Regions from separate parts of the Homo sapiens genome. Here region 1 is linked to region 2. A link is an interaction called in ENCODE POLR2A ChIA-PET data of the cell type or tissue named here. Cell type or tissue: HCT116. All regions are shown on one strand. Links, peaks and the distances in the headings refer to the core of each region. The heading gives the core; the rest is flanking DNA. Region 1 has its middle 7.2 kb from the start of NFILZ. Region 2 holds the start of RDH8 (retinol dehydrogenase 8).

The links. ChIA-PET counts read pairs that join two places held together with the same protein. Peaks named below come from ENCODE experiments on the same cell type or tissue, not always from the same donor. Only the 100,000 strongest peaks of a DNase experiment are listed, where the experiment ranks them.
Region 1: POLR2A ChIA-PET joins it to region 2 with 8 read pairs; 2 of 35 experiments call an interaction of 5 or more read pairs at or near these places.

The regions. Positions count from the first base shown.
Region 1 is chr19:8,621,215-8,625,600 of GRCh38, reverse strand. No RefSeq gene overlaps it. Among named protein-coding and RNA genes, the nearest start is that of NFILZ, 7.2 kb to the left of the region's middle. In HCT116, for the core only: a CTCF peak has its summit at 2,513 (motif pointing right); a DNase peak (open chromatin) is centred at 2,530.
Region 2 is chr19:10,010,814-10,015,199 of GRCh38, reverse strand. RDH8 (retinol dehydrogenase 8) reads right to left here and starts at 1,717. Exons shown (of 6, transcript NM_015725.4): 1 at 1,600-1,717. The coding sequence starts at 1,702. RefSeq lists an enhancer at 927-1,096. In HCT116, for the core only: no CTCF peak of the experiment used is centred there; no DNase peak of the experiment used is centred there; H3K27me3 peaks cover 2,944 bases.

The sequences.
Region 1 (4,386 bases), core at 310-4,309, 1.4 Mb after region 2:
TCACTGTGTCCTCCAGGCTGGAGTGCAGTGGCAAAATCTTGGCTCACTGCAGCCTTGACCTCCCTGGCTCCAGTGATCCTCCCATCTCAGCCTCCCAAGTAGCTGGGACTACAGGCATGTGCCACCCTGCCTGGCTACTTTTTCTGTTTTTTGTAGAGACGGGGCCTCGCTATGTTGCCCAGGCTGATCTCAAACTCCTGGCCCCAAGCAACCCTCCTGCCTCAGCCTCCCAAAGCACTGGGATGACAAGCATGAGCCACCTCGCCTGGCCAGAATCATGTATTTAATCTAATCCTTACCACAGCTCCATTAGATGGTGCTATGGTGTGAACGTGTGCCCCAAAATTCATGTGTTGGAAGGGCAAAGAGAGAGTGTGAGAGAACAAGAAAAATCAGGCTCATAGCCTCAATCCTCCTCTTTTTTTTTTTTTTTTTTTTTTTTTTTTTGAGGCAGAGTTTCACTCTTGTTGCCCAGGCTGGAGTGCAATGGCGCGATGTCAACTCACTGCAACCCCCACCTCCCGGGTTCAAGCGATTCTCTTGCCTCAGCCTCCCAAGTAGCTGGGATTACAGGCCTGCGTGACCACACTCAGCTAATTTTGTATTTTTTTGGTAGAGACGAGTTTCCTCCATGTTGGTCAGGCTGGTCTCGAACTCCCAACCTCAGGTGATCCACTCACCTCGGCCTCCCAAAGTGCTGGGATTACAGGCATGAGCCACCGCACCCAGCCTAATCCTCCCCTTTTTTTGAGATAGAGTTTTCCTCTATTGCCCAGGCTGGAATGCAGTGGTATAATAACAGCTCCCTGCAGCCTCAACCTCCCTGGGCTCAGGTGATCCTCCTGCCTCAGCCTCCCAAGTAGCTGGGACTACAGACTCATGCCACCACACCCAGCTAATTTTTTTTTTTTTGTAGAGACAGGGTCTTGCTATGTTGCCCAGGCCGGTCTCAAACCTCTGGCCTCAAAGGATCCTCCTGCCTCAGCCTCCCAAAGTGCTGGAGTTACAGGCATTAACCACTGTACCCAGCACTCAACCCCTTTTCAAATTGTTCCTAATCTATTCATGAGGGTGGAACCTTCATCACCTAAACACCTCCCCTTAGGCCCCACTTCCCAACACTGTTGCACTGGGGACTGAGTTTCCAACACATGTCTTTTGTGGGGACACATTCAAACCACAGTATACAGAAGACTGTGATGAATCTCACAGAGAAAATCCATGTGTTAGAGAAGCTTCATTCAGGCGCGAGTGGTCTTGCTGTTAGCCATGAGTTCAATGTGAATGAAGCAACTATATATATTTAACAAGGTGTCTTTAAAAATAAACACATATAGGCCGGGTGCAGTGGCTCATGCCTGTAATCCCAGCACTTTGGGAGGCCGAGGCAGGCAGATCACCCGAGGTCGGGAGTTTGAGACCAGCCTGACCAACACGGAGAAACCCTGTCTCTACTAAAAATACAAAATTAGTCGGGCATGATGGCGGGTGCCTGTAATCCCAGCTACTCGGGAGGCTGAGGCAGAAGAATCACTTGAACCCGGGAGGCAGAGGTTGCAGTGAGCCGAGATTGCACCATTGCACTCCAGCCTGGGTAACAAGAGCGAAACTCCATCTCAAAAAATAAAAAATAAATAAACACATATAGGGCCGGGTGCAATGGCTCACACGCCTGTAATCCCAGCACTTTGGGAGGCCAAGGTGGGCAGATCACTTGAGGCCAGGAGTTCAAGACCAGCCTGGCCAACATGGCGAAATGCCATGTCTACTAAAAATACAAAAATTAGCCAGACATGGTGGTGCGCACCTGTGGTCCCAGCTATTCTGGTGGCTGAGGCATGAGAATCACTTGAGCCTGGGAGGCAGAGGTTGCAGTGAGCCAAGATCCTGCCACTGCACTCTAGCCTGGGCAACAGAGCGAGACTCTGTCTCAATAAAATTAAATTAAATTAAATAACACATATAAACCAAGGTTATGTATTGATCAGTTGATTAAAATGCTGTGACCAGAGAGTCATAGGAACCTAACCTTTTATTTCCCCAGGAACAACAGTTTAGTGTTCCCTAATTCAGTGTCCATGGCGACATTAAAGAACAGAACTACCACAAGTAAAGAGAATCTACTCTGTGTGTATTCGTTTATTGGTTCTTTTGTCTTTTTCTAGTGCTATGAGAGTGGAGATGTTGTTCTCTTCTTCTGCCTGAACAAGGCACAGAGTAGGGGCCCAATAAATGTTTGTTGAATCAATCAGCTAATTAATAATATCAGAGTGGCCGGGCATGGTGGCTCACACCTGTAATCCCAACACTTTGGGAGGCGGAGGCAGGTGGATCACCTGAGGTCAGGAGCTCGAGACCAGCCTGGCCAAAAGGTGAAACCCTATCTCTAATAAAAATGCAAAAATTAGCTGGGCATGGTGGTGGGCACCTGTAATCTCAGCTACTCAGGAGGCTGAGGTTGGAGGACCACTTGAGCCCAGGAGTCTGAGGTTGCAGTGAGTTATGATGGCACCTCTGCACTCCAGCCTCTGGGTGGCAGAGTGGGACCCTGTCTCAAAAAAAAATAGTAAATAAAAGGCCAGGCACGGTGGCTCCTGCCTGTAATCTCAGCACTTTGAGAGGCTGAGGCGGGTGGATCACCACAGGTCTGCAGTTCAAAACCAGCCTGGCCAAAATGGTGAAACCCAGTCTCTACTAAAAATAACAAAAATTAGCTGGGCACGGTGGCGGGCACCTGTGATCCCAGTTACATGAGAGGCTGAGGCGGGAGAATTGCTTGAACCCGGGAGACAGAGGTTGCAGTGAGCCAAGATCATATAATTGCACTCCAGCCTGGGAGACAGAGAGAGACTCTGTCACACACACACACACACACACACACACACACACACACACACAAAATAATAATAATAGTAATAATAGCTTCTGTGCCAGGCACCATTCTAAGTCTCTTATAAGAATTACATATTTAATCTAACCCTCACCACAAGGAGCTTCCAATCTGGGTCTCAGATTCTGTGGCTGAAAAGTGGAGATAGGAAAAGGCTTAGGGACTGTGGAAGGGGGGGTGGGTCTGGAGGTCAGAGCCTGTTGGAGACGGGGGGGTTCAGGGGAGACAGTTGCAGCTGAGACTAGGTCCCAGCCCAGCCCAGATACAGCAGGAGACAGCAGGGAGACGGCTCCAGGGGACACTGGCATGGAAGCAAGAGGGGGCAAATCATGGTCTACATGTACAATGGAATATCATTCAAACTTAAAACATGTATGAGCAGCCAGGCATGGTGGCTCACGTCTGTAATCCCCAGCATTTTGGGAGGCCGAGGCGGGTGGATCGCCTGAGGTCAGGAGTTCAAGACCAGCCTGACCAATATGGTGAAACCCTATCTCTACTAAAATACAAAAATTAGCCAGGCGTGATGGCAGGTGCCTGTAATCTCAGCTGCTTGGGAGGCTGAGGCAGGAGAATTGCTTGAACCCGGGAGGTGGAGGTTGCAGTGAGCTGAGATCACACCATGCTCTCCAGCCTGAGCAATAAGAGCGAAACTCTGTTTCCAAAAAAAAAAAAAAAAAAGCATATGAGCTTGCTAGGGCTGCCAAGAAAATGCACCACAGACCTGGCTAAAACAACAGAAATTCATTTTCTCACAGTTCTGGAGGCTGGAGGTCCAAGTTCAAGGTGTCAGTAGGGTTGGTTTCCTCTGAGGCCTCTCTCCTTGACTTGTAGATGGCCACCTTCTCTCTGCGTCTTCACCTGGTCGTTGTTGGAGGGCTGGTGGGGCAGGGTTTTAAATGCTCACAAAGGCCAGACTTTGTGGCTCACTGTAATCCTAGCACTTTTGGGAGGCTGAGGCAAGATGATTGCTTGAGGTCAGGACCTTGAGACCAGCCTGGGCGACAGAGCGAGACTCCATCTCAAAAAAAAAAAAATACTTGGCCCCTTCTACCAGACCCAGGCCACCCCAGAAAAGGTGGCCAAGGGCTACTCCATCCAGGCATGACTTCCTTGGAGGACTGGGAGATGGATGCCCGGGCAAGCAAACCACTTGGGCATCTCTGGTCCTCAGCACCAAAGACAGCTGGTTCTAGATGAAGAACTGGAGCCCCAGAAGCCAACTCGGGTTTTTCTGAAGTTGGACCCGCAGTCCGATACCTTCCTCCCCGCTCACTCACCACCCCTCCACCCCAAGCAAGGGGTAAGGAGGTCACACCCCAGGGTCTCTCACTCAGGGGTGGGGGATTTTTTTTTTTTTTTTTTTGAGGCAGGGTCTTGCTTGTTGTCCAGTCTGGAATGCAATGGTGCAATCACAGCTCACTGCAGCCTCCAACTCCTGGGCCCAAGCAATCCTCTCGCCTCCTCCTCCCAAAGTACTGGGATTACAAGCATGA
Region 2 (4,386 bases), core at 112-4,111:
GATTACAGGCATGAGCCACTGTGCCCAGCCTCAAGCTTATGTTCTTAAGCAGGACCTCAGCATATGTACTATGTCTGCACATGCACCAGCATACGTGTTTGATATCCCCCAATGTGTGCACCCATAATCACCCATGAACACTCCTGGGGGCATTTGCCTCTTGTCTTCGGGTCAGTGTGATTTGTGGGTAGCAGGCACGTGAATGGGGTCACTTGCATCTACATGTGATATAGTGGGAAACATGGGTGCAAGGGATGGGCTGCCTGAGTTCAAATCCCAGCTCTGCTACTTTGCAGCTGGGAGACCTTGAGCAAAGACCTTTCACAGTCTGCACCTTAGTTTCCTCATTTCTAAAATAGGGCAGGCCAGGCACGGTGGCTCATGCCTGTAATCCCAGCACTTTGGGAGGCCCAGGCAGGCAGATCACCTGAGACCAGGAGTTCGAGACCGGTCTGGCCAACATGGTGAAACCTTGTCTATTAAAAATACAAAAACTTAGCCGGGTGTGGTGGTGCATGCCTTAATCCCAGAAACTCGGGAGGTCAAGGCATGAAAATCACTTGAACGTGGGAAGTGGAGGCTGCAGTGAGCCAAGATGCACCACTGCACTCAGCCTGGGTGACAGAGCAAGACTCTGACTCAAAATAAATAAATAATAAAATAATAATAAAATGGGGTGAATGATTGTGCCTGCCTCACGGGTGTGATGTGAGGATTAAATGACTTCCTGGATTCAGGGCACTTAGAATGCAGCTTGGTGCATTGTAAAAGCTCCATAAACATTAGCCTCCAGCAGTTTCATACACCCATCTGCCCGCCCATAGGGACACACGTTATTCCCTGCACACTGGCATTCAGGCTGTCATGCTCAAAGCTGTGTGCGTCTCTAAAACAGAGGGCAGAGGGCTGGGAGAAGCAGCCCTGCCAACTGGGGCAATGCCCTCACCCCCAGTCGCCTCTTTGTAAGTAACAACCCTTTGCCCACTTTGACTCCAGCATGCTCCCTCTGGGTCAGGGGTTCTCCTGGTTGGTTAGGATGCAGGTCCCAGGGATTTATTCTAGAGGTGCAGAAGGGCAAGTTCTTAGAACTAGAAGGCCATCCCTTCAACCCCCAAGGTCAGGAGCACTTAAGAAGCTTATCTCAGTAAAAGCAATAATCTGGGGAGACGTGGAAGAGTGAGCATCAGGGTAGTGATTATTCCAATCTAGGAAATGCCCTAGTGAAACCCTTCTAAAAATAACCCCCACCCACCCCCTGCCACTCTCAGCATGCTTTATTTTGTGTCTCAGCACTTATTCCCACCAGATAGAGCAACAATTTCTTTTTATCTGTTTATCACCCATTCTCCCTCTCCTCCCCACATGACACCCGTCCTGAGGGCTGAGATTTTTGTCTATTTCATCTCCAGTTGTGTTGCCAGCATTCAGAGCACCCAGAAGATGCTCAAGAAATATTTCTAGGATGAGGGGATGATTCCTGGAGGGAATCCTGGGTCTCCCCAAGCCCACAAGTGCAGCTGGGAGGGATGGGTAGGGGAGACAGTGCTGGGGAAGCCGTTTCCACCCGGCTGCCTCCTAGTGCCACCCTGCACTTCTTACCCTGGTAGCGCTTCTTGGGGTCATGGGCCAGTTGCACTGCAAGTTCCAGACCAATTCCTGATGAGCAGCCGGAGATCAACACAGTCCGGGGTGCAGCGGCCATGTTGATCCCCTCCCTGGACTCGTGACCTCCGCCGGGCAGCACCTGACTCTGACCATTCATCCTGGGCTCATCTGCTCCCTCCTAACCCCCTCCCACAGATCCCCTGCAGGGCAAAGCCTCTGCCCTCCCCCGGAGACCCTCAATTCTGGACTGACCCTGAACAGGCAGTAAGAGAGAATCTCTTAAATCCTCTCTGCACCTCATTTTCTTCATCTGCCAAACATTTCTTCTCCGCACCTACTATAGACATCACTGGTTTTTGTTTGTTTGTTTTTAAGAGACAGCATCTTGCTCTGTCACTCAGGCTGGAGTGCAGTGGCACCATCATAGCTCACCACAGCCTCAAGCGATCCTCCTATCTCAGCCTCCAGAGTAGCTGGGGCTACCGGCGCACACTACCATGCCCAGCTAATTTTTAAATTTCTTTTTCTTTTAGACATGGGATCTTGCTATGTTGCCCAGATTGGTCTCGAACTCTTGGCCTCAAGTGATCCTCCTGCCTTGGCCATTTGTAACTGTTTTCTTAATTTATAATTTTTATTATGACTGTAAATTATTATTATTATTTTGAGACAGAGTCTTGCTCTTGTCACCCAGGCTGGAGTGCAGTGGTGCAATTTCGGCTCACTACAACCTCAGCTTTCCAGGGTAAAATGATTCTCCTGCCTCAGCCTCCTGAGTAGCTGGGATTACAGGCGTGTGCCACCACACCCAGCTAATTTTTGTATTTTTAGTAGAGATGAGGTTTCGCCATGTTGGCCAGGCTGGTCTTGAACTCCTGACCTCAAGTGGTCCAGCCGCCTCAGCCTCCCAAAGTGTTGGGATTACAAGCATGAGCCACTGAGCCTGGCCGAGTATAAATTATTTAGGGCTGGGGAGAGTTTCTGTGAAAGTTGGGGGGAATTAGTGTCTGTATTCTGGGTGAAGAATCTCTGATTGAAGGGAGAGAGTGAGAGAAGGAGACAGAGAATGTGGATCCAGAAGTGTTTCATAGAGGGAAGGGGTGTAGAACTGTCAGAAGATGTAGTTAGACTATAGGAAGAACTTCCAGCAAGGCAGGGCAGGGCAGGAATTTTGTGAGAGTCTTTTAGTTGGAGAAGTCTCAGCCTCAGATGTCCCTGGGGTGGGAGGAGGCACAGCTTACAGAGATACCCTCTCCTCCTCCCACCCTGGGGGGCCCCCATCTCCCCCTCAGGCTTGATGGGGCCCCAACCCCTCCTCTTCAGGGACACAGAGACTCTTTGTCTGGGGAGTCAGAGGCTGGGAGGGAGGCACTGCTTGCGTCTCCCTCTTCCCCTGGGGCGGAGGTGGGGGAAGCAGGGTTCGGGGAGCAGTTCAGGGCTCAGAATACGCCTCTTGGTTCCTCCCCTCCCTGGGGAAACACCCTCACATCCTGCGTGTCTGCGCTTGTCCAATTGCATAAAAGCTCTATTTGACCTCATGGGGGCCTCTTCATGCTGGAGGTGGGGGTCCCAGCACGGTGAGGGGGGCCTCTGCCTCATCCCAAGAATGGCAAGAATCCACCCCTTCCTCCCCAGTGGCTGTGCGTTGCTTTGCGACAGGGACAGATTCCCACCACCTCCCACCAACGCGCCGGCCTTTTTTTTTGAGACAGACAGAGTCTTGCTCTGTTGTCCAGGCTGGATCGCAGTGGCACAACCTCAGCTCACTGCAACCTCCACCTCCCGTGTTCAAGTGATCCTCCCACCTCAGCCTCCCAAGTAGCTGGGACTACAGGCGCCAGTCACAATGCCTGGCTAATTTTTGTATTTTTAGTAGAGATGGGGTTTCGCCATGTTGGCCAGCTGATCTCTAACTCCTGGACTCAAGCGATCTGCCCGCCCCAGCCTCTCAAAATGCTGGGATTACAGGCATGAGCCACCGCACCCAGCTCAGACTCCCTCATTTGGTGGGGATTTGGGATTGAGGCCGGGGCATCCACTGGAGACCTGAGTTGGGGCGGGGGGAGATGAGGGTTAGGGATGGAGATGAGACCCTTTATTTGAGGAATCAAGAATTTGGGGAAAGTGAAAACTGTGTTTTGGGATCTGTGGTGAGAATTTGGGACCAGGACACGTGACTTAGGGATTTGAGTGGACAGATGAAGGTTTGGAGTAAGGCTGGGGACCCCATTTTGGGATCTGGGGTGAGATTTGAGGTGGGATGAGGACCCGTTAGGGACTTGAAGGAAAGGCTTTGGGGCTGAGGCTGGTACCTCCTATTGTGCAGCTGAGGGACTGAGGATAAAGCAGGTAGGTGAGTGAGAGTTCGGGGTGAGGTTGGGACCCCAGTTGGGGGCCTGAGTGAGGCAGAAAGGACTTGGTGCCAGGGGCGGTGGCTCATGCCTGTAACTCCAGCGCTTTGGGAGGGCAAGGCCGGAGGATCGCTTGAGACCAGAAGTTCAAGACCGGCCTGGGCAGCATAGCAAGATCCCGGTCTCTACAAAATATACATATTTTAAAATTAGCTGGGTGTGGCAGTGTGTGCCTGTGGTACCTGCTTCTCAGGAGGCTGAGGCAGGTGGATGGCTTGAACGCAGGAGTTGGAGGCTGCAGTGAGCTATGATTGCACCACTGCACTCCAGCTTGGGTGACAGATCAAGACCCTGTCTCCAAAATAAAATGTAAAAATAATAGAAAATAAAAAAGATTTGGTATAAAGCTGCACCTCCTCCTAATTCTAGG